2 separate regions of the Homo sapiens genome follow, and region 2 is linked to region 1. Evidence: read pairs that join two places in POLR2A ChIA-PET (ENCODE). Cell type or tissue: OCI-LY7. All regions are shown on one strand. Links, peaks and the distances in the headings refer to the core of each region. The heading gives the core; the rest is flanking DNA. Region 1 holds the start of HRH4 (histamine receptor H4). Region 2 overlaps LOC124904268 (a long non-coding RNA gene).

Region 1 (11,970 bases), core at 3,971-11,970:
TTAGAAATTCACGGTATTTCATCAAGCAGCTCAGGACTGATTTTCTACACACTCCTTAAACGCCATTTTTAGAAGAGGGGTCATGAACATTGCACAGTGGGCCCTCTTTATCCATGAATTCTACATCTGTGGATTCAACCAACCACAGATAGAAAATATTTGGAAAAAAACTGCATCTGTACTGGACATGTATAGACTTTGACTAATGGTAATGACTTCTGGTCATTATTCTCTAAACACTACAGTATAACAACTATTTACATAGCACTCACATTGTCTTTGGTATTATACATAATCTACTGATGATTTAAAGTATACGGGAGGGGCCGGGCGTGGTAACTCACGCCTGTAATCCCAGCACTTTGAGAGACCAAGGTGGGTGGATCACTTCAGGACAGGAGTTCGTAACTAGCCTGGGCAACATGGTGAAACCCCATCTTTATTATTAAAAATAATAATAAATAATAAAGTATATGGGAGGATGTACATAGGTTATATGGAAATACTACAGCATTTTATATCAGGGACTTCAGCTTTCTTGGATTCTGCTATCTAAGGGGATTCCTGGAACAAACCCCCCACAGACACCAAGGGGCGACTGTACTTTCAATGGCTCCTTTCTACTTTCCAAATTAAGTACAGGTCTTGTATTTCTAGCCACAGGCAGCATAAATCATCTTTACTTTTTTCATGCTCTAACCCCAACAGGATGGACCACCCTTCCCCCAAACACATGGCACATTTTCACATCTCTTTTTTCTCTGCCAACATCATTCTTTCTTCCCAAAATGTCCACCTGTCTTCTACTAAAAAGTCAATTCAGGCCGGGCACGGTGGCCCACACCTGTAATCCCAGCCCTCTGGGAGGCCGAGGCAGGTGGATCAACTGAGGTCAGGAGTTCAAGACCAGCCTGCCCAACATGGTGAAACCTCATCTCTACTAAAAATACAAAAATTAGCTGGGCATGGTGGTGCACGCCTGTAATCCCAGTTATTCAGGAGGCTGAGGCAAGAGAACCGCTTGAACCCGGGAGATGGAGGTTGCAGTGAACTGAGATGGGGCCACTGCACTCCATCCTGGGTGACAGAGCAAAACTCTGTCTCAAAAAAATGAAAATAAAAAATAAATAAAAAGTCCATTCACTTCTTTCTCATTTTTCACTGAGGCCAAAAAGTGACCTCCTCCATGCCCTCTTTCTTGGAGCTTCCTCAGTGGAAGTGACCCCTCTGTCCTCTGCACTTTCCTGGTTCTTTGCTCATCTTTCCCTCTCTCATGCATTAATTACATTCTACTTTTATATCATAGTCATCTTTTTAGTCTGTCTCTCCTGAGGATTAGGGTCATATCGCAAATCAATCTTTGTATTTCCTACAACCTCTAGAGTTGGCCAATGACTTGTACATTTCACTTAAATTAGTAACAGCTAATATGTCTTATACAATTACCATATGGCAGACCCTGTGCTGTGTGCATTGCAAATGTCACCTCATTTCATCTTCATAGAAACTTTGTGAGGAAGGGACCATGCTGAGTTAACAGTTAAAGAACCTAAAGCTCAGAAAAGAGATAATTAGACCAAGGTCCACTCAACTAGCAAGTGGAGAAGATTGCATCTGAAACCAGGGATTGTGATTTCAGAACCTCTGACTTTACCTGCAACTCTTCACTGCATGAACAAATAGATAAGCTCTACCACAGTGATTCAGCCCAGCATAGAAACTGCTTAACTGAAAAGTGACGAAACGAGGTTCCTTTTCCTTTAGCTTTTAGGGGTTTGTAATTGCATTGGCATTTCAGACAGGTGTGATTAGTTGCTAAGAATATGATCTATTAAGTGGAAGCTGAGATGAAATCTTACTTTGTTGAGTTACTTCAAATGTATCAGGTACTTCCAGGAATTCCCATTTTTTCATGAGAACCAAATTAGTCTATTATTAAGAATAGTAAAGTTAAAGGAAAAGGAAAGGAAGAAGGAAAGCCTGCATTCTCCAAAACAAGACCACATGAGGCTATAATGGCATGGTTTCAGAACCAGTGGAAGGTAGTGCTAAACCCTAGTATTCTGTCCCTAGGTACAAGACACCACAGAGATGAAGAGTTGCGTGGTCAGTTCTTATATGTAGTTTAAATAACCTGTTTGTTTCATGTTTCAATTATATTTTTAATGATAAGTAAACTTCCTTAGGGTGCCTTTCATCTCCAGAGTATGTGTGTGTATGTCTATGGTATAAAATAGGTCACTGGCTGAGAGTGGTGGCTCATGCCTGTAATTCCAGCACCTTGGGAGGCTGAGGCAGGTAGCTCACTTGAGCTCAGGAGTTGGAGACCAGCCTGGGCAACATGGCAAAACCCTATTTCTACAAAAAAAAAAAAAAAATACAAAAATTAGCTGGACATGGTGGCACAAGCCTGTAGTTCCAGCTAACCAGGAGGTTGAGGCAGGAGGATCATTTGAGCCAGGGAGGTCAAGGCTGGAGTGAGCCATGATCACGCCACTGCACTCCAGCCTGGGCAACAGAGTGAGACCCTGCCTCAAAAATAAATAAATATATATATATAAAATAATATAGGTCACCAGGTCCACTTGAGGTAAATCAAAGTATCCCAAAACAGACATTTATTATATTTCAGCCCACGGTTGTGGCTTCCAATGTTCCCAACATGAGTATTTTCAACACTGGAACTCATTTCTTTCACAGAATGAGAAAGAAGAGAGATACTAGTAATGCATTCTAGACACCACTGACTGAGAGGTTCAGGGCAGGGGGTGGGAGGTAAATGCTCTTTGTCACACGCTTTCTGATTTATGCAAAAGAGGAAAGGTGTGTTCAAAAGCCTAGGAGCTGCTGGAAACAGTGGTTAGCTGAAGACAGGCTCTAGGATATTCCTTTGGTTTTCATAACCCCCACTGTGCTGTCACCCTGAATTCTAGGTAATGCTTCCGTACTTGTGTCATGCTCAGTTCCTCTGTCTTGTTGAGCAACAGAGATGTCTGTGGCTCGTTCCGAACGAGTTGCAAAAAAACGGAATCTGAACTATTTCTCTAATATACCTACTCTGAAGTGTTTCTACACCTTCGATTCTGGAATTGTGTTTTTGGGTCAAATGGAGCTGATAAGTAAAACTAAGAGCCAGTTTCTTGAAAAGATTAAGACAAAAGTAAAAGAAAACAAGCTATATGCCCCCACCTCCGCAGTCCCACTCCTACTTCTCACCCCTCAATCACTCCATCCCAGCCGTTCTGGCCTCCAATGCACCACCCACCCTTCTGCCTCAGATCCTGCGCACCTGCTGTTCCTTGGCGTGAAATGCTCTTCCCCCAAGGGCGCCTTCTGTTTGCTCAAATGTCTTTCCTTTTTGTTTTGTTTGTTTGTTTTTTGACGCAGTCTGGCTCTGTCACCCAAGTCGGAGTGCAGTAGCATGATCTCGACTCACTGCAACCTCCACCTCCTGGGTTCAGGTGATTCTCCTGCCTCAGCCTCTTGAGTAACTGGGATTACAGGCACACGCCACCACGCCCGGCTAATTTTTGTATTTTTAGTAGAGATTGGAATTTCACCATATTGGCCAGGCTGGTCTCGAACTCCTGGCCTCAAGTGATCCACCCACCTTGGCCTCTCAAAGTGCTGGGATTACAGATGTGAGCCACCACGCCCAGGCTTCAAATGTGTCTTTCTCAGTAAATTCTAGCTCCAAGGTTTAAAATTGCAGCCCCACTCCCAGCACACTCCCTTTCCCTCCTCTCTGCATTTTTTTCAGTAGCAATTATCACCCTCTAAAATACTATAAAATTTGTCTTAGTTATTTTTCTTGTTTATTTTCTGTCTCCATGCCCCTGCTCCCAGTAGAAACAGAAGCATCATGAGGGCAGGGATTTTCACGTGTATTTTTACTGCTCTATCCCCAGCACCTCAGAAAGTGCCTCCTTCAAAAGAAATAATTGTTGGATGAACAAATAGATGAGGATGGAGAAGCCCAGTTTGCTTTAAAATTGCCACCCATCTGGCATCGTCCCTTCTTTCTAAGCCAGCTAAGAAGCTATATCTTCCATGAGAAAATGGCAATCAAAAGATGGCAGGAGCTAAAATCCCCAAGTAAATCCTTTGGGCCGCCAGAGGAATGTGTGGATGATGGTGAGTGCACAGAGGGTGTTATGGCCTGAATGTGTATGTGCCCTCCCCAAATTCACATGTTGGAGCTCTAACCCCCCATGTGGCTATATTTGGAACTAAGACCTTCAAGGACAAAATTAAGAGTAAAACAGTTCATAAGAGTGGGGCCCTGATCCAATAGTGTGCTTATAAGAGGAGACAACAGAGAGCTCACTCTCTCTCTCTGTGCGCACTCAGAGAAAGGCCTCTTGAGGACGCAGGTAGACGGCAGCCGTCTGCAAGCCAGAAAGACAGCCCTCATCAGGAACCAATATTGGCCAGAATCTTGATCTGGGATGTCCCCAGCTCCAGAACTGTGAGAAAATAAATGTCAGTTGTTTAAGCCACCCAGTCTAGGGTATTTTGTTATGGCAGCCTGAGCAGATAAATACAGAAGGCCAGAAAAGAGTCTTGAACTCAGGCATACAGGTATCAAGATAAATTCTGCCATCCTGAACACTTGGTTCAGGCTCTGATAGCAGCAACCACCTTTATCCCCTGAAGATCCTGTCCAGCCATCTGTCACATGGTCATGTAGGCCACAAACGCCAACACAACATGGGGATGAGAAGAAAGTACCCACAAATGGAAACACTGGTTACATGGTAACACTTTTATTGATATTGATGTAGATATAGATAGTATGTTTCCCAAAATAGTATACAGATGAGGTGTATTTATATAACGTCCGGTATAGCTAGTACTAGAATTTTTCCTCAATAAATCTTTGCTCTCAACAGTAAATTCAGCCTGAGAAATTAGCAACTTGGGTGCCACAAATTTAGATTCTCCGCAGAGGGCCAGTTCTGAAACCTGGGGGGAAGAGGGCATTCAGCCAGCAAAGCCACAGTTCCAAGCACATGTGAGGGTCTAATCTGCCCTGCCATGGTCACATGGCTCTGGAGCTCTGGATCTCATGACCCCAAATGTTAAGAATCAATGGCTAACAGCTGCAGAAAACCTCTCACGAGTTCTGCCCTGCATGCTCACCACGTCCACGCCTTCTTCCAGGCTGAGACAAAAGGTTCATTTCCCAGCATGGCAAAGGAGAAAGAACAGCACTGCCAGAAAACTTGAATCCTGTTACAAAAAGCTCCCAGGGACTGTGTCATGGTGAGCCCTGCATTAAATATGCAGACCTCTGGATGAAGCTGGCAGGAGGCAGGGGAGATGTGAGGGATGAGGCTGGCAGGCAGATGAAAGGAGACTCTGACCTGCACCCAACTCCTTTAATCAGGAGCAAAAGAAATTATCAGAATTATATCTTCACCCACCTGCTGATGGAGGAGATCACCAGGACTGCTGAATAACTACATCTGCAGGGCCATTTTCCAAAGACAAGCTCAAGCCCTTGAGGGTGGGACTGCCATGATGCTGGTCTTGGGCCAGACATGGAGACATTTTTACCTAGAACCATCTTGATTCAAAAGCTTCAGGCCCCAGGCTCTCTCAGCTGTCTCACCCTTCCCACCCTAAAACTGGGGCAGTCAGGGCCTCACTCCCTTTGGGTTAGTAAAAGCACATCATCTATTTTAAGTGATGACTGTCATCTAAAAGTCACAAGATCCTGTGAAGAAGGAAGAAGCAAAGGATACATATATTTATAGTGGAACTTTCTCTATGTTCACATAAATAAACTCGTGTATTTGTACATGTTTATGGGAGCACAGAGAATGATGTGGAAGGATCTACATCAAGCAGCAAATGTTGGTTACCTGAAGGGACAGAATTGAGGAAACAAATGTGGAGACAGTGCATTTTTTCAATACTTCTTTATGGGTTAGCTGCCTTTATGTGTCATTTCTATGCCATGACTCCTAAATCAATCTCCCCAACTAGAATTTTTCTCCAGAACTTTCAGTGCAACATCAGAACCAGAGCTGTCCTGCCCAAATACTTCCTGTTTCTTTGAAGAGCACCGTACCGTTCTTAGTCTCAGAAGCCCAATCTTTAACTCAGCTTTCTCTTTTCCCGCCCAACCACACCCTTAGCTGCTCTGCCTGTTGGCCTTCCTTTCCAATCATCCTAGCTCAGGTCCTAACTGCATGATTTCTGCCTAGATTGCTGCAGGATCATCTCTGAAAGCATGCCGCCCCACACTCCAGTTTCCCCATTTCCTACGGCTCTTCCGATGTCTCTAAAGTAAAGCTTTGATCTGTTCAACCACTCTCCTGTTTTAAAATCTTTAAATCTCCACAAGGCCTGCTGAATAAATTCCACTCCACACTCACGCTGGTATTTAAAGGCCCTCACTTTATAGATTTCATCTTCATCTCTACGGCTCCCCTGCACCTATCTGCACACCAGCCAGCTCCAAGCTCACTCACCCTTAGGAAGATAAGCACAATGATTTTCTACCAGCATGCCTTTGCTCATTCTTGGAGCAAAGAATCCTTCGCCCTATCTCTGACTATGGAAATTCTATCCATCTTTCAAAGTTCATGTTAAATGCCTCTATTCGCTAACTAAACGTGCTTTATCCCTCCTCCAAGTGACCATAGCACTTCTTAGGTCTTCGTGGGGTCTCGTGTTACTCTATACTGCTATAGTCATTTCTGAACATCTCTTGTCCACTCTTCTACATCAAAAACTTACTGGAAGAGACTAACCTAATCTTCTATAGATCCCTTGATTACCTAATAGTGCTTGCATACCTAGCAGTATTATACAGGCTAGATACTATACTAACATTTGTGACCTAGATTGGGGTTGACCCATATCTGCAGAGAAATTAAAAAAAAAAAAAAAAGAGAACTAACATTTGTTGAGTAACAACTGTATTCCAGGGAATGAACTAAGTATTTTGTGTGTTTATTTCACTTTAACATAAATGTAAGCTTTATGTAGTTATAGACAAAAATAATCTGAATATGCCAGATTAAATTATACTAGAAACTCCTGTAAAATAGTATCATCAGCTGACATTTCTGTACATCTACTTATTATGATAAGCATTGTTTAAAAATAAGAAGCATCAGGCAGTGAAAAATTATAAAGTGCGTGTTTTCAGAGAAAGTTGGTTTGATTTCTATGGTCTCTTAACGATGATATAATGCTATGATATCATATTATATGCAAGGCAGTTTACAGTTGGGTATATTTTACAAAATTCTATGCCATATCATTAAATTAATACTATTAATCATATTATTTAATTGATCTGAATACGCTATTTTCTGATTGCACTGGTTACTAGCATATACATAATTTCTTATTACTCCAACATTGTGATACCAACAAAACCATATTTACTTAAAGAGGAATACTTATAAGCCTAAACATATGAGGAAAATAGCACCAGAAACAAGTAACTCTTACATTAAAATTTTGGAGCTATACTGGACTTATCTTTATTCTATAAAAAGAAAATAAACTGTTTTCAGCTGAAAATTCCCCTACCACACTGATTTACATATGTATAACATTCCCTTACAGTGCCATATAGCCCCCTCCAAAATTTAATACTTAAACTTTTTGTGTTTATTTTTCCCCAGTTGTATACAGTCCCCTGAAATAACAAAAGCTTATTTTAAGGATTTAGAAATAAATTAAAATCGGAAAAGACTGTCTTAAATAAAGACATATAACTTACCCACAAAGAAGTCAGAGATGGCCAAGTTAAGAAAAAAATAACTACTTCGATGTCTAAGGTTTTTGTCCACCACAAAAGCTAAAATGACCAAAGCATTTCCTAGCATTATAGCAAAAGCTACTAAGGACATAAAAAATGCTAAAGTAACACGAGTGCTTAGTGATAAATTGATTGTGCTATTAGTATCTGGCATCACATCAAATGATGAAGAAGGTCAAATTAGCAAATTAATCCAGCCAGACAATTCTGACAAGTATGTTTTCTAATCACATACCTAAAATGTGTAGTCTTCCACTCAAAACAACACTGTTTTAATCTAATGCTGATCTCATAGTACTTCCTGATTCTTGATAAAGTAAGCTTGTGGTAACAGTTTCCCTTTAACTGACACTGAGAAAGTATTTCCAAAAAACAGTGAAATGTTTTACCTTAAACATTTTACTGTGATGCATCCATCTCCATTATTAGAATAAAATCATGTAATATCTATAAAATATAATCATTATACAGGAAATAAATTGGGCTCACACAAGGTTCATTGTTGTTGTTGTTGTTGTTGTTGTTGTTGTTGTTGTTGTTGTTTGGAGATGGAGTCTTACTCTGTTGCCCAGGCTGGAGGCCACTGATGTGAGCTCGGCTCATTGCAACCTCTGTCTCCCAGGTTCAGGCGATTCTCCTGCCTCAGCCTTCCAAGTAGCTGGGATTCCAGGCACTCATCACCATGCCCAGCTAATTTTTGTTATTTCTTGTAGAGATGGGGTTTCACCATGTTGACCAGGTTGGTCTTGAGCTCATGACCTAAAGTGATCCACCCACCTCGGCCTCCCAAAATGCTGGGATTATAGGCATGAGCCACCACACCAGGCCATTTTTAAAACTCGTGTAGATTCAGTTCAATATTCTCATCTGGCCATGATGGAGTAACAGGGGCTGAATTTCACAATCCCATCTGAAACAGCCAAAAAACTAGACAATGGTTTTCAAGGCACTTGTCATTAACAAGGAAGGACGGTGATCCCTGAGAGAACGGATGAGGTCTGCAGTTGCCCCACCTTACTATCTTGAGAGTTCCCAGGGCATGGGCAGAGAGGGGAAATCCAGGCAGAGCCCAGGAGACTCCCTGGGATGAGGAAATGGAGTTGAGAGTACAGGAGTACCAGAGAGGATTCTGAACTGCAGAGCCACACTGAGCAGAACTCCAGAGATCTGCAGAGGACCCCCTTCAAGTATTCACCAGAGTACTGATTAGCACTTGTGGAGGAACTGTTTTTAGGCAAGAAAAAGAACCACTCGAAAATATTAGAGGCAATAGTACCCAATGCTCACAGAGGGCTGGTTATAGTGCCTGCTCCCATTAGCCAAATGGAAAAAGTTCCTAATTCATGGGACGTTGGGCAGTACATTCAGAAGGGTCTTGCCTCAGTAGTCAGGAATAATTAGCCCTATACTAAATATTTCTTGGGTTCTTCCTAGCAAATCTTAAAAGCAAAACCTGAAAGGATCAAACTGTTTCCAAGCAGCTTAATTGCAACCCTGAACACAGCTCAAGAATATTTATATAACATAAAAATATCCAGTACCCAACAATGTAAAACTACAATGTCTTAAATCCAATTAAAAATTATCTGACATGCCAAGAAGCAGGCAAATGTGATCTATAATAAGGGGAAAAACATCAATCAATTGAAGTCAACTCAGAAATCACACAGATATTAGAATTAACAGACAAGAACATTAAAATAGTCAGATGGAATATGGAAAAACGAAAATGGAATATAGCTGTATTCCATATTTTCAAAAAGATATGTAAAGATATAGAAGATTTTTTAATCAAACATCTAGAAATAAAAACTAGAAGGTCTGGACTAAACATACATTGGAAAGGATTAATGGCAGAGATTGCAGAAGATAAGATTAGTGAACTTAAACATGTAATGATATAATCCACCTACAATGAAACACAGAGATAAAAGAGATTTTTTTTAATTAACAGTGTATCACTAAGGTAGAAGACAACTTCAAGTGACTTAATATATGTCTAATAGGAGTCCCAGGAGGAAAGGAGAAAGGAAAGGACAGAAAAAAATTTGAAGAATCAATGGTTAAAACGTTTCAAAATGTGATGAGAAATATAAACCAAGAAGCTCAATGAACCCCAAACACAAGAAACAAAGAAAACTACACAAGGTATATCAAATAAAATTGCTCAAAACCAGTGTGAAAAAGAAAAGCTTAAGAACAGCAGGGGTTGAGGGGGGACACATAACATACAAAATAAGAAAGGTATGAGTGTCAGCATGTTTCTCATCAGAAGCAACAGAAGCAGAAAAACAGTGGCTGCAATATCTCTCAAATGTTGAAAGGAAAAAAAACTCAACCTAGAATTCTATATTTAGTAAAAAAAAAGAAAGTTTCATAAACAAAGACAAAATAAAGGGTTTTTAGATATATGAGAGCTGAAATAATTCACCACCAGCAAACTTGCTCTACAAGAAATGGTAAAGGAAGTTCTTCAAGCAGAAGGAAAATGATGCCAAATGCAAAAATGACTCTACACAAAGAAAGGAAGAGTAACAGAAATGGAGATTTTCTTGCTGGCCCTCCTAATAGAACATAAGTTGCTAAAGGGCAGAGACTGCACTTTGTTTCATTTTGTTTTTGTTACTTTTTTGTTTAAGTATATGTATAAGTCACAAATTGATAATTGATTAATTTTTACAAGCTGAACATAACCATGTAACCACCACCCACACCCTTTTCCAGTTACTCAGCCCTCATGGGTAAGCATTATCTGGACATTTAAAAACATAAGTTGATTTTGCATATTTTTATTTTATAAATGCAATTGTACATTCAAAAATTATATAAAATACTTCTTCATATATATTCATTCTATGTGATCCACATTTGGTTGATTAAATTATTTAAAAATCTTTGCATTCTGCTCTATCATAATTTATTAATGCCATTTGCTTATAAATTTATTAAAATGAAGATAAAAAGCAATTAATTGTTGTATTAGTCCATTTTCACACAGCTATAAAGACATACCTAAGACTGGATAATTTATAAAGAAAAGAGGTTTAATTGACTCCCAGTTTCACATGGCAGGGGAGGCCTCAGGAAAACACAGTCATGGTGGAAGGGGAAGCAGGCATGTCTTACACGGCAGCAGGCAAGAGAGAGCATGTGAGCACACAGCATGGGGGAACTGCCCCCATCATCCAATTACTTCCCTCCCTCGACACATGAGGACTACAATTCAAGATGAGATTTGGGTGGGGACATAGCCAAACCATATTAATTACATTTTCCCTTTCTTAATAATTTCACTGGGGGGAAAAAAACTATTATTTCTCATGTGCCAATCATAACCTGAGCCAGAAACTCCTTTACTGTATAATTCCAACTAATATGTATTCATTAGATATCCACTTCAAAAGCAAGACCAGAACCAGATTTTTTTAAAGGCAAATACCTGAGTTCAGAACCTACATCTTTTTCAGTTTAAAATTCACTGCCAAAAAGATGCAGTTTCCCACAGGAGAAAGACTCTGAGGAAGCAAGGGGCAAACTGAGATTCTCCCAACCCATCCCATTCCCCTACGTCAGACTTCAGAGAAACATAGAATTTTGGAAGACTTCTACCTTTTTTGTTTGTTTGTTTTTGAGACACAGTCTTGTTCTGTCACCCAGGCTGAGGTGCAGTGGCACAATCTCGGCTCACTGCAACCTCTGCCTCCCAGGTTCAAGCAATTCTCCTGCCTCAGCCTCCTGAGTAGCTGGGATTACAAGTGTGTGTCACCACGCCTGGCTAATTTTTGTATTTTTTGGTAGAGACAGGGTTTCACCATGTTGGCCAGGCTGGTCTCAAACTCCTGGCCTCAATTGATCTGCCCACCTCAGCCTCCCAAAGTGTTGTGCTGGAATTACAGGTGTGAGCCACCATGTCCAGCCAATTTCTACCTTTTTAACTGATCTAAACTGAAGATTAGTTAGATCGTAGTAAAGTCAACTGATGGCACTCAGTTTACTGCTCACATAGGCAATGACATGCAAAATAACATTGTATTCAATGGACTTATATTTATCACTTTCAAAGTCGTGGGTTAAAAGGAAATTGAAATGAATAACTAAAGTACCTGTTTAAGAAGGTGGGCGTAACAAAGAATCAAATGACTAGTCTACAAGCCTGCAGCTTTGTGTTTTGCAACTGTAGGTAAGGG
Region 2 (12,219 bases), core at 1,904-9,903, 53 kb after region 1:
AAATAGTGCATTGGTAATTGAAATGGAATTAGTATGAGCTAGTAAATAATGTATCTGTTAGGGTTTCAACAGAAAACAAATGGCATACTCAAAGGATTCAACTGAAGACAGATTAAGGAAGGGATGATTTACAGAAGAATGAGCAATACTAAGGGACCACACAAGAGATTAGAGAAACAGCCAGAGACTCTTAACTGCAGGAAGCCATTAGGACCCCAGGATTGAGAATAGTATTATTGGAGGCCAGCAAGAACTGGAGCCATAGAACAGGAACTGCCCAAGAGAAGCTGTGGCTGCAGGAAAATGCAACTGCGGTGCCGGAATTCTCCACAAAGTGTCAGTGGAGGGTAGGGATGGGCAAGGAAGTGATAGAGACCTTTCCTTTCCTCTTTTCCAGTTTCTACTCTCCTGCTGCTACCTCTCATCCTCTGAACCCAAATTGGAAGCCAGAGAGCAAGGAAGCTCTGATGGTTGATCCCTAGAGACCAGCCTTTCAGGACAGAGAGCAGAATAGAGAAGGGCATGGAATGGATTGGGAGGCAAATGTTTCTCCTTAATTGTTCAGTCAACAGTCAAGCTCGAGTTTGAAGGCATTGAGAGAACACAAACAGATGGTGGATTAGTTCGTTTTCACGCTGCTGATAAAGACATACCCAATACTGGGTAATTTATAAAGAAAAAGAGGTTTAATGGATTCACAGTTCCGTGTGGCTGGGAAGGCCTCACAATTATGGCAGAAGGTGAAAGTTACCTCTTACATGATGGCAGTAAAAAAGAAAGAAGGAGAGCCAAGTGAAAAGGGAAATCCTTCACAAAACCATCAGATCTTGTGAGACTTATTCACTACCACGAGAACAGTATGGGGGAAACCACCCCCATGAGTCAGTTATCTCCCACTTGGTCCCTCCCACAACGTGTGGGAATTATGAGAGCTACAATTCAAGATAAGATTTGGGTGGGGACAAAAAGTGAAACCATATCAGATGAGTAGAAGTGATACAAACCGGCTGGGCGCGTTGGCTCACGCCTGTAATCCCAGCACTTTGGGAGGCTGAGGTGGGCAGATCACTTGAGGTAAGGAGTTCAAGACCAGCCTGGCCAACATGGTGAAACCCTGTCTCTATTGAAAATACAAAAATTAGCTGGGTGTGGTGACACATGCCTGTGATCCCAGCTACTCAGGAGGCCGAGCCAGAAGAATTGCTTCAACCTGGGAGGCGGAGGTTGCAGTGAGCTGAGATAGCACCACTGTACTCCAGCCTAGGTGACAGAGTAAGATTCTGTCTAAAAAAGAAAAAAAAAATTGAAACAAACCACTTCTAGGTCCATCCATAAAACCTCCAGTGCAGACCTGCAGGCTCTCTCTCCCCTTCTGCAGGAATTCTGTGATTCACCTATTGACAGTGGTGGTGCTCACAATGGAAGAAACCTGGAGTGGAACCTCTATCCTTGACTGCATTGCATTATGTTATGAAGCCACCGAGGTTTCAGCTTGTTTGTTTCAAATGTCAGATGGGGGTGCAGTGAGAGACGTGATTAACACTGATGTCTCCCTACTGTGCCTCTCTCCAGATTTCTTCTCTCTTCTGGACTTCTGAGCACTACTCTTTCTGTATCTATAAGACATTTACAAGTGGGTATCTTAGATGTCACATCTTAAACTCAACATTTCACAGCCATTTCATCCTAGTCCAGCGGTGTGAAACAAATTTTTTTTAAAGAAAGAACACTTCAAAGCCAAATTCAAAACATTCTTAGGTGGGGAGTGGTGGCTCATGCATGTAATCCCAGAACTTTGGGAGGCTGAGGTGGGAGGATTGTGTGAGTCCAGGAGTGCGAGACCAGCCTGGGCAATGTAGACTCTACCTCTACAAAAAATAAATAAATAAATAAATATTAGCCAGGGGTAGTGGCAACTGCCTGCAGTCCCAGCTACTTGGGAGGCTGAGGTGGGAGGATTGCTTGAGCCCAGGAGTTTGGGATGCAGTAAGCCATGATCACATCACTGCACTCCAGCCTGGGCAACAGAGACCCAGTCTCTAATTTTTTTTTTTTGAGATGGAGTCTCACTCTGTTGCCCAGGCTGAAGTGCAATGAAGTGATCGCAGCTCACTACAACCTCTGCCTCCTGGGCTCCAGTGATTCTTGTGCCTCAGCCTCCCAAGTAACTGGCTTTACAGGCATGCACCACCACACCCAGCTAATTTTTGTATTTTCAGTAGAGACAGGGTTTTTACCATGTTGGCCAGGCTGGTCTCAAACTGCTGACCTCAAGTGATCTGCTTGCCTCAGCTTCCCAAAGTGCTGGGTTACAAGTGTGAGCCACCACACCCGGCCAAACTCTAAATTAAAAAAAAAAAAAACAAAAACAAAAAAGACCTTCCCCAAACTATCTTGCTTTCATGTATACTCTGCCTATCCAACTTATGTATTCATTAGGTTGGTTATTCAAGAATATTTATCAAGACTTGATCTATGCCATAATTTGGCTATATATTGAAGATATAAAAATAAAGAAGACATAGTTTCTGACTTTAAGAAGCCCATAGCCGGTGGGCACGGTGGCTCACGCCTGTAATCCCAGCACTTTGGGAGGCCGAGGCAGGCAGATCACGAGGTCAGGAGATGGAGACCATCCTGGCTAACACAGTGAAACCCCGTCTCTACTAAAAATACAAAAAATTAGCCAGGCGTGGTGGTGGGCGCCTGTGGTCCCAGCTACTCTGGAGCCTGAGGCAGGAGAATGGCGTGAACCCTGGAGGCAGAGCTTGCAGTGAGCCGAGATCACGCCACTGCATTCCAGCCTGGGCAACACAGCGAGGCTCCATCTCAAAAAAAAAAAAAAAAAAAAAGAAGCCCATAGCCTGTCAGAGTTAAACATATAAACAAATAATTCCTGAGAATGTGTTATGTGCTGTGGTGATACGTCAGTTGCATCCTCTCCTTTATACCCCACATTGACTAAGTCACAAGTACCTTATGTTCTTCATTGGTAGAGTCTGCATTCTCAGGGTGTTCTATTCAAATGATAACCATATTGTCTCTCTGCCTCCATTATCCTTTCTTTTCTCTGGTTGATCCCTTGTACACTGTTGTTAGACTAATGTTCCTTAAACATTCTTTGTCCAGGAATATTATAATATTTCTCCCCCACTGAATCAAGTCTCAGTTCCTCTGCTTGGCTTTCAAAGACTTTTGGATAGCCCCCTAATCTGGCTATTCAATATATTCTTCAGGACTCTCCATTGTAACTGCCAAGCCCTGTCTATTGTTACTTCCCCTCATCAGTCACATTAGCTTACTAATGGAGAAACCAAACTCCATGAAATATTTTAAATAGGTTTGTTCTGAGGCAGTGTAAGTCACCATGACCAGGGAAAATGCAAACCCAAGAAGCCTTGAGTAAGTAGTCTCAAGGCAGTCAGATTACAGCTTGGTTTTATACATTTTAGGGCGGCAGGAGTGATAGGCAAAGACATAAATCAGTAGTACATGGAAGGTATCCATTGGTTCAGCCCAAAAAGGTGGGAGGGATATCTTGAATCGGGAGCTTTCAGGTTACATGTGGATTCAGAGGTTCTTTATTTGCAATTGGTTAAAGGAGTAAGGCTCTGTCTAAAACTTGAAATCAGCAGAAAGGAATGATTGTTTGCAGGTGTGACTTAACCCGCCTTAGGTCTTATTCATAATTTGGTATCTTATTGCCACGAAGAGCCCGTTTTGTTGTGTGTGTGTGTGGTTTTTTTTTTGTTTGTTTTGTTTTTTTTTTTTTGACAGGGTCTCTATCACCCAGGCTGGAGTGTAGTGGCATGATCATGGTTCACTGCAGCCTCGACCTCCTGGGCTCAGGTGTCCCTCCAGCCTCAGCTTCCCATGTAGTTGGGACTATAGGTGTGCACCGCCATGTCCAGCTAATTTTTTTTGTATTTTTTATAGAGACAGGGTTTTGTCATGTTGCCCAGGCTGGTCTCAAACTCCTGAGCTCAAGGGATCCGCCTGCCTCAGCCTCCTAAAGTGCTGGGATTATAGGCGGGAGCCACTGTGCCTGACCTTGTCAGTCTTATTATCTCTATTTTAACATTAATGCTGGTCATTGTGCCTAAACTCCAAAAGGCATGTGGTATAATGAGGCATGTCTCACCTCTCTTCCCATCATGGCCAGGAATTCAGTTTTTTTGGTTTTTTTCTAGAGTCTCCTTGGTCAAGAGGGAGTTCATTCAGTCACTAGGAGGGCTCAGGATTTTATTTTAATTTCTAAGACCCTTCACTTCTTTCTATTCCAGTTGCTCACCTTAGTTCAGGCCATATCACCTCATCCCTATACTACTGCAGGGACATCTTAGCTCCTTGTCCTGACTCCAGACTTTTCCCTTCTACCTATCCTGCCTTCAGCTAACAGAGCTCTCTCATTAAAGCATCCACTGTTCAAAAGCCTCTTCGTCTGCATTCCCAACCTCAGGAAATGGCTCCTCTACATGCCAGTTGCCTGGACCAGACACATGGCAGCCATCCTTTATCTTCCTTGTCCCTCATCCCTCTCATTCAACCATCACCAAGTTCCTTCTGTCCTATCGGCTAAGGACTAAGTTCCTTCTGTCCTGAATCTGCCTACTAATACTTTGCACCATCCCCATAGTTCCTGCAGAAATTCAAGCCACTGCTACCTATTGACTGAGCCCCCTGCAACAGCATCCTTGCTGGTATTCTTGCTTCCAACTTTACCATCTTAGAACCCATTCTCCACATCGCCACCATCTTTATCTCTATGATGGAAATCCAGTACTGTGACTCTCCTGCTTGAAACTGTTTGGGGTTTTAACTCCAAGGCCCTGAGAATGAATCTCAAACTTTATGACACAGTATAGGGCCCTTCGAGATATGGCTCCTGCTTCTCTCTCCAGTCTCATCTCCTCACCCCAGCTGTCTCCAGTACCTTAGGTTCTAACTCACTGAACTACTTCGCTCCTGATAATGAGGGATGTGATTGCTTGCCTGCTACAGTCCTTCTAGCATGTCACTCCCAATATGTGGGATGTTCTGTCCTCCCACCTCTCACCTATTTCTATATATATCTTTTTAAACTCAGCTTCCTTAATGCCAGTTACTAAGTCTTCATCCTTGTATCCCCAGCATGCAGTACAGTGCCTAGCACTTTGTGGGCCCTCCATCCAGAGAAGGTAAATACATTGTGGTCTTATAGCTAGTTAAGACACAGAGAACTGGGATTTGAACCAACTTTCTGATTCTTAATTTTGTGTACATTCCACTTCCCTGTACTGCCTTCTTATAAAACATCTTAGACATAAAACATCTTAGACATAAAGCCCCAGTTCATTTCATTCATTCAACAACCATTTATTGATTTCTGAATATGTGCCATGCACTATGTTAGATAAAAGGGATAAACTGGTAAGCAAGGCATTTCTGCTAAAAGGCCAATCTACTTCTAGATTAAAGATGAAAGATATAGTTAAATCAAGAGTCATTTGCAGACCGTGTGATGATCATAGGAGTAAGTACAAAGTAATAGGATAGCCTATAGGAAGGGCCCCTAACCCAGCCATATGGAGTCAGGAAGGCCTTCGGAGAGAAGTGATTTTTTTTTTTTTTTTTTTTTTAGATGGAGTCTTGCTGTGTCACCCAGGCTGGAGTGCGGTGGCACAACTGGCTCACTGCAACCTCTGCCTCCTGGGTTCAAGCCATTCTCCTGCCTCAGCCTCCCCAGTAGCTGGGATTACAGGCATGCACCACCACGCCCAGCTAATTTTTGTGTTTTAGTAGAGACGGGGTTTCACCATGTTGGCCAGGCTGGTCTTGAACTCCTGACCTCATGATCTGCCTGCCTTGGCCTCCCAAAGTGCTGGGATTACAGGCGTGAGCCACTGCACCTGGGGAGAAGTGGTTTTTAAGCTCAGACTGCATGAAGCATAAATATCAGGAAGACGAAGAAACTGGGAAAGCATTCAGAGCACCAAAGAACAACATGGGCAAAGGCTCTAAGCATCAAATACTGCATCAATACTGGGAACTGAAAGTTGTTCATAATTGCCACAGTGTGAAATACCATGGTGATAGTGATGAGAGATGAGTCTGGACATACGCATGGCTTTATGACGCTAAGGGGTTTAGACTACGTCCCAAAAGATGTAGAGCTGAAGCTGGGAGTGGACTGGTGGTGCTCCTGTGGTCCCAGTTACTAGGAGGCTAAGGCTGGAGGATCCCGTGAGCCAAGGAGTTAGAGGCTGTAGTGCGCACCATGATCGCATGTGTGAATAGCCACTGCACTCCAGCCTGGGCAACATAGCAAGACACTGTCTCTACAAAAAAAAAAAAAAAAAAAAAAAAAAGAGTGAATTTTCAGCAAGGGAATTAATAGATCAGATTTAAATTTTGGAAATGTCATCTGGCTACAAAGTAAAGAATAGATTGGGGTTGTGGAGGCAGGGAGAAAGCCAGGATGGGGAGGATAGAGAAAGAGAGTGCTTACCTCCAAGAAAAAGAATATAAAAAGGAAAGCAAGAGGTTGGGAGGAAGAGGAGAAATTGAACTTTTGGTTGAGTTTCATTAATTGATGTGTGAGTCAGAGGCTCGGAAGTGACATTGGGACCTGAGTTAGAGACTTGGGAGACAGGAGTGTATAGAAAGTTATTGTAGCCATGGAAGCATATGTGCTCTCCTAAGAAGAGTACCAGGGGAAGTAGAGTTTCAGGCAGAACATTCAACAGTTAAGAGAAGAGCCAAGAACTGGGAGCTCAGGAAAACTAACAGAAGAGCATTCTCTGAAGGAGGGAGGGACAGGGTCTCACTCTATCACCCAGGCTGGAATGCAGTGGCATGATCATGGCTCACTGCACCACCTGGGCTAAAATGATCCTCCCATCTCAACTTTCTGAATAGCTGGGATTACAGGTGTGTGCCACCATGCTCAGCTAATTTTTGTTTATTTTTATGTAGAGATGAGCTCTTACTATGTTGCCCAGGCTGGTCTTGAACTCCCTGGGCTCCAGTGATCCTTCTGCCTTGGCCTCCCAAACTGTTGGGATTATAGGCATGAGCCACTGCGCCTGGCAGCAAGGACAGTTTCAATGGAGTTGTGGGACCAGAAATGAGAGTGGAGAGGAAATAGAGAGTGCCAGTGTAGACTACTCTTTCAAGTAGTTAACTCTGAAGGAGGAATGAAAAAAATGGTGCCATCTGGCAGGAGGGTTTTTAAAGATGGCAGACATTAGAGAACATTTATGTAGCAGGTACATTTTGAGAGCACTTGAAGATCTAGGAGAGAGCGAGTTGATGGAATGAGGTTGCTGAAGAGGCAAAGGGAGGAATTATATGAACATCTGTGGAAGCTCCAATCTTAGGATGGATCCCTCTTCCATTTTAACAGAAAAGGGAAAAGAAGAAATTATATAGGTGCTGAAAGATTTGTTGGTTTGGTGGTAAGAAGTTTGGAGGGCCTTCATCTAATGGCTTTTGTTTTCTTGGTAAAGTAAGAGGTGAAGTCACCTGTTGAGACTGTGGAAGGGAGCTATGGGAAAGGGATTTGAGGAGAGTGAAGAAAGTTACCTGAAGGGCAGGAAATAAAGCACAGCTCTAACTCCTTTTCTCCTCACTTGATTCCCCTTTCTCCCTAAACCATCTTCTGCTGGATATAAATTTGTGATCGTCTGTGTGGAGGTGACATGAAGCCATGTCACCTCCACACAGACGATCACAAATTTATATATCTAGTCCAGAATTTACATCTGAACTCCCATCTGTCATCCACACTTGGGTATCTCAAAGGCTCCTTCAACTACCTGTCCCTCTAGCTTTGGCTCAGGACTGACTAGGGAAGGACAAAGGATAGAAGATTGTTGGGCCTTCCTGAGAATCCAGTCAGTGTTTTGTTTCATGCATTTGCATTGTGGTCTATTGTGTGCAAGGTCCTCCTCTACCTTTTGTGTCCACAGTCCTCTACCTTGGTCAGTTTTGCTTATACTATTTCATTTGCATAACATGTTCTCTAATCATTTCCATATGTTGAAATCCTATCCATCTTAAGCATTTAACTTTTGTCTTAGTCTGTTTTCTGCTTCTATCACAGAATATCACAGACCGGGTAACATATAGAATAGAAATGTATTTGCCTCTCAGTTCTGGAGGCTGGGAAGTCTAAGAGCATAGCACTGCATCTGATTAGGGCTGTGTCGTCCAATGGTGGAAGGGCACCATGTGGAGAGGAGGTGCAAGCATGAGATAGAGCAGGATTGGAGGCTGAACTTGATCCTTTTATCAGGAACCCACCCCGATGATAACTAACTCACTTCCCAAATAACAGCATTAATCCATTCATGAGGGTGGAGCTATCATGACCTAATCACCTCTTAAAGGTCCCACCTCTTAATACTGTTACAGTGGCAATTAGGTTTTTAATACATGAACTTTTTGGGGACACATTCAAACCATTGCAACTTTAAAACTCACCTTTTCTGTAAAGCATTCACTGATCATCCCCTACTGAAAACAGACAAAGCCAAAAAACTTTCTTCCTCTTATTTCTCCTTTATCTGTACTTTTCTCATGGTTATTATTATTTTTTAATTTCTTCATATACCTGCTGATTTACAAGTCTTATTTCATCTTATCTGTATTTCTAGATTAAGTCCTTGAAGAGAAGGACTGTTATTGGATTTATCTTTTATCTCTCACCAAGCCTAAAACAGTGTCTGGCACGTATATCCACTCACAAAATCATCTCATTTACTAAGTTAATATGTATATATTTACTGACTTATGAATAAATGAATTAATCAATGATGAAAACAAACTCTCTGTTCTGGTAAGTCTTTTTTTTTTTTTTTTTTTAAGATGAGGTCTCACTCTGCTGCTCAGGCTGGAGTGCAGTGGCGCAATCACAGCCCACTACAGCCTTGTCCTCCCCAGGCTCAGGTGATCCTCCCACTTCAGATTTGTATTTTTAGTAGAGATGGGGGTTTTTCCATGTTGCCAAGGCTGTCTATTAAGTCTTTACATGTCATTATCTCAATCTTCTTTCCATTGGTAATGCTATACAACATCATGGATATTTGTGGACGATTCAAAAATCTGTTACTAAAATAGCCCTGAGCTCTTGTTCAAAGTATATTCTCATATTTTGTTTCTTGCTGCTTCTCTCAAATGTGCTATGTTGAGGGTACTCATTTCCCGTTTCCTGGTGTTTCCTATACAAAGCTGAGGCTAAGTGTAAATACCATGACTTCTTTTCTTTTTTTTTTTTTTTTTTGAGACGGAATCTCACTCTGTCACCCAGGCTGGAGTGCAGTGGCGTGATCTCTGCTCACTGCAAGCTCCGCCTCCAGAGTTCACCCCATTCTCCTGCCTCAGCCTCCCTAGTACCTGGGACCACAGGCGCCTGCCACCATGCCTGGCTAATTTTTTTTTTGTATTTTTAGTAGAGATGGGGTTTTGCCATGTTAGCCAGGATGGTCTCGATCTCCTGACCTCATGATCCGCCCACCTCGGCCTCCCGAAGTGCTGGGATTACAGGCGTGAGCCACCGCACTCGGCCAATACCATGACTTCTAAATGTCTTCTCTATTCTAGTCCTCCTAAATCCTTTAGAATTTATTTTACTTACCATTTTTGGCTGTTATGGCTTGTCTTTTTTATGAGTTTTAATTGTATACTTTGCCTACCAAATTAGATTATAAACTTCATGAGGCCAGGAATTTGTATATAAATGTATAACTTCTTTGCTGCACTCCCTGCTTTCTTTCTCCAATCTAACTCCACCACCTCCTTCCCCCTGGTCTCTATTAAGTGAGAAAAATTAGCTACCACCAGACAGCAGTGGAGAGGTCAGAGATGACATGTATGGAAAAAAGGCCATAGGTTTAGAAAAATTGATATTATAATAGGACTTACTAAGATAAGACTTTCCTACCCTCTTTGGCTTCACAGAAAAAGTTGTGATTTGTTTAATTCTGTGTTAGTCTAACTGTGTTAGACTACCATGACTAGTTGGAGCATGAAGATGGGTTGAGACATGGGGGAATGTAAGCCTGGAAAAGAAATATCAAGGTAGCTCATGACTGTTGTCTTCAAACATTTTTGTTTTTTTTGAGACAGCCTCTAACTCTGTTGCCAGTGCTGGAGTGCAGTGGCACGATCATGGCTCACTGCAGCCTCGACCTTCTGGGCTCCGGTGATCCTCCGGTCTCAGTCTCAGACTACAGGTGTGTGCCACCATGCCCAGCCTTTTTTTTTTTTTTTTTTTTTTTTTTGGTAGAGACAAGGTTTTGTCATGTTGCCCAGGCTTGTCTTGAGCTCCTGGGCTCAAACGATCTGCCCGCCTGGACCTCGCAAAGTGCTGGAATTATAGGCGTGAGCCACCATGCCTGGCCCCGCATTCTTAATGTTGGAAAACAAATGGTTGGGCTGCACTGTGAAGTAGTGACCTGCCTGTCTGGAAAGTTCCCAGCCACAGACAGGGGTGGGAAAACTTCTTCCTAATGTGATTGAGGACAGTCTGGCTTTAGGCTTGAGGTTGAACTAGATTATTTCTGAGGACTCTAACAAATCTAACACCAGGAGTCAGTGATTTGGTTCATACTTCCAATTTAGGCCCAGAGACTGCCGGCCCATGAAGTTCCCACCCTTGATCTTTGTGACTTCAGTGAATAAAGTAAAATCACCTTCTATTGTAACTCATTGAGAATGGGGCCTTTGACCTGTATTAGGTGCTGACAGGTGACTGAGATATAGATAGCGGTGGTTAGTAGGTATCTGGAAAAGAGATGTATTTCAGAAGAGTCAGAAGAGCGAAGAACAACATGAGACCCTGAAGAGATGGCTGTTGAAAGGAAAGGAGGTATCCACAAGGTTGTTGGTTACAGATTAAAATGGGAGAGATGAGAACAGGAAAGGGGGTAGTAATGGTGTATTAGGCTCTTTCTGGGCTCAAGGAATAGAAAAACACTCAGGTTACATCAGATAAAGAGTAAGAATTTATTGCAACAATACAGAGACATAAAAGCAGAGACATCACGCTGCTGCAGAAGGTTGTTGAAGATTTAACTGCAGCCCACCATTCTGGACCTCTCAGCAGGGGGCGCCATCCTTTGCTCCCTACCCTAGTGTTTCCGCACTCTGGGGTCTCAATCATTCTCTCTCTGCTCTTGCTTCTGCCGCTCCTGGTCATCTTTTCTGTATTCTCCTTTAGGCTGTCCCATGGCTTCTGCTTACTCTCTGCTCTCACTTCCCTCTGTGAGCCTTTCTGCATCTACCTTGACTAAGGACTGTCCTTTGCATGCGTCACGGTTAAACCTACCCAAGAGAGAAATCTAGATGGTTCAATGCTACTCAGTATAGAGATTTCCTGTTGGGCAAAGCACATATACCAGGCCTTTGGTAAGCCTAATAGAAAGGTGCCATTTAGGAGGCCCTGCTCTTGCTCCTTCAGCTGAGCCAAGAATTGTAGGTTGCATAATGAAGTCCTCAAAAAGGGGCAATAGGCAGGGCAGACTTTCCAAGGCTTCCTAGAAGGGGTCATGTGACTGTCAGGCACACTGCTTGAGCAGACAATTAGGGATAGAAAAGCGGAATATATTCTTTTTTGTTTGTTTGTTTGTTTGTTTTTTGAGGCAGGGTCTCTGTCTCCCAGGCTGAAGTGCAGTGATGTGATCTCAGTTCACTGCAGCCTCCACCTGCCAGGTTCAAGTGATCCTCCCACCTCAGCCTCCTCAGTAGCTGGGACTACAGGCCACACCACCATGCCTGGCTAATTTTTGTTTTGTAGAGACAGAGTTTCTCCATGTTGACCAGGCTAAGCAGGGTATATTCATGATGAATAAAGAAAGGCCAGGTGAGGTGGTTCATGCCTGTAATCCCAGCACTTTGGGAGGCCAAGGTGGGCAGATTGCTCAAACCAGAGTTTGAGACCACCCTGGGCAACATAGTGTGACCCTGTCTCTATAAAAAATAAACAAAAGTTAGCTGGGCATGGTGGCTCGCGCCAGTAGTCCCAGCTACTTGGGAGGCTGAGGTGGGAGAACTGCTTGAGCCTGAGAGGTTGAGGCTGCAGTGAGCCATGATCATGCCACTGTACTCTAGCCTGGGTGACAGAGCAAGACCCTCGTCTCAAAAATAAAAAAAATAAAGAAAAAAAAAAAGAAAAAGCAAGCTAAGGGCTAAAGGTTGAGTTGAAAATGTTGCCCAAGGAGAACATACCTTATGGGAAAA

Evidence for each region. Peaks named below come from ENCODE experiments on the same cell type or tissue, not always from the same donor. Only the 100,000 strongest peaks of a DNase experiment are listed, where the experiment ranks them.
Region 2: POLR2A ChIA-PET joins it to region 1 with 11 read pairs; 4 of 35 experiments call an interaction of 5 or more read pairs at or near these places.

The regions. Positions count from the first base shown.
Region 1 is chr18:24,456,696-24,468,665 of GRCh38, reverse strand. It overlaps HRH4 (histamine receptor H4), which reads right to left and starts at 8,029. Exons shown (of 3, transcript NM_021624.4): 1 at 7,745-8,029. The coding sequence starts at 7,937. In OCI-LY7, for the core only: no CTCF peak of the experiment used is centred there; no DNase peak of the experiment used is centred there.
Region 2 is chr18:24,401,464-24,413,682 of GRCh38, reverse strand. LOC124904268 (a long non-coding RNA gene) reads right to left here. Exons shown (of 3, transcript XR_007066314.1): 3 at 10,968-12,219. Among named protein-coding and RNA genes, the nearest start is that of OSBPL1A, 9.7 kb to the right of the region's middle. In OCI-LY7, for the core only: no CTCF peak of the experiment used is centred there; no DNase peak of the experiment used is centred there.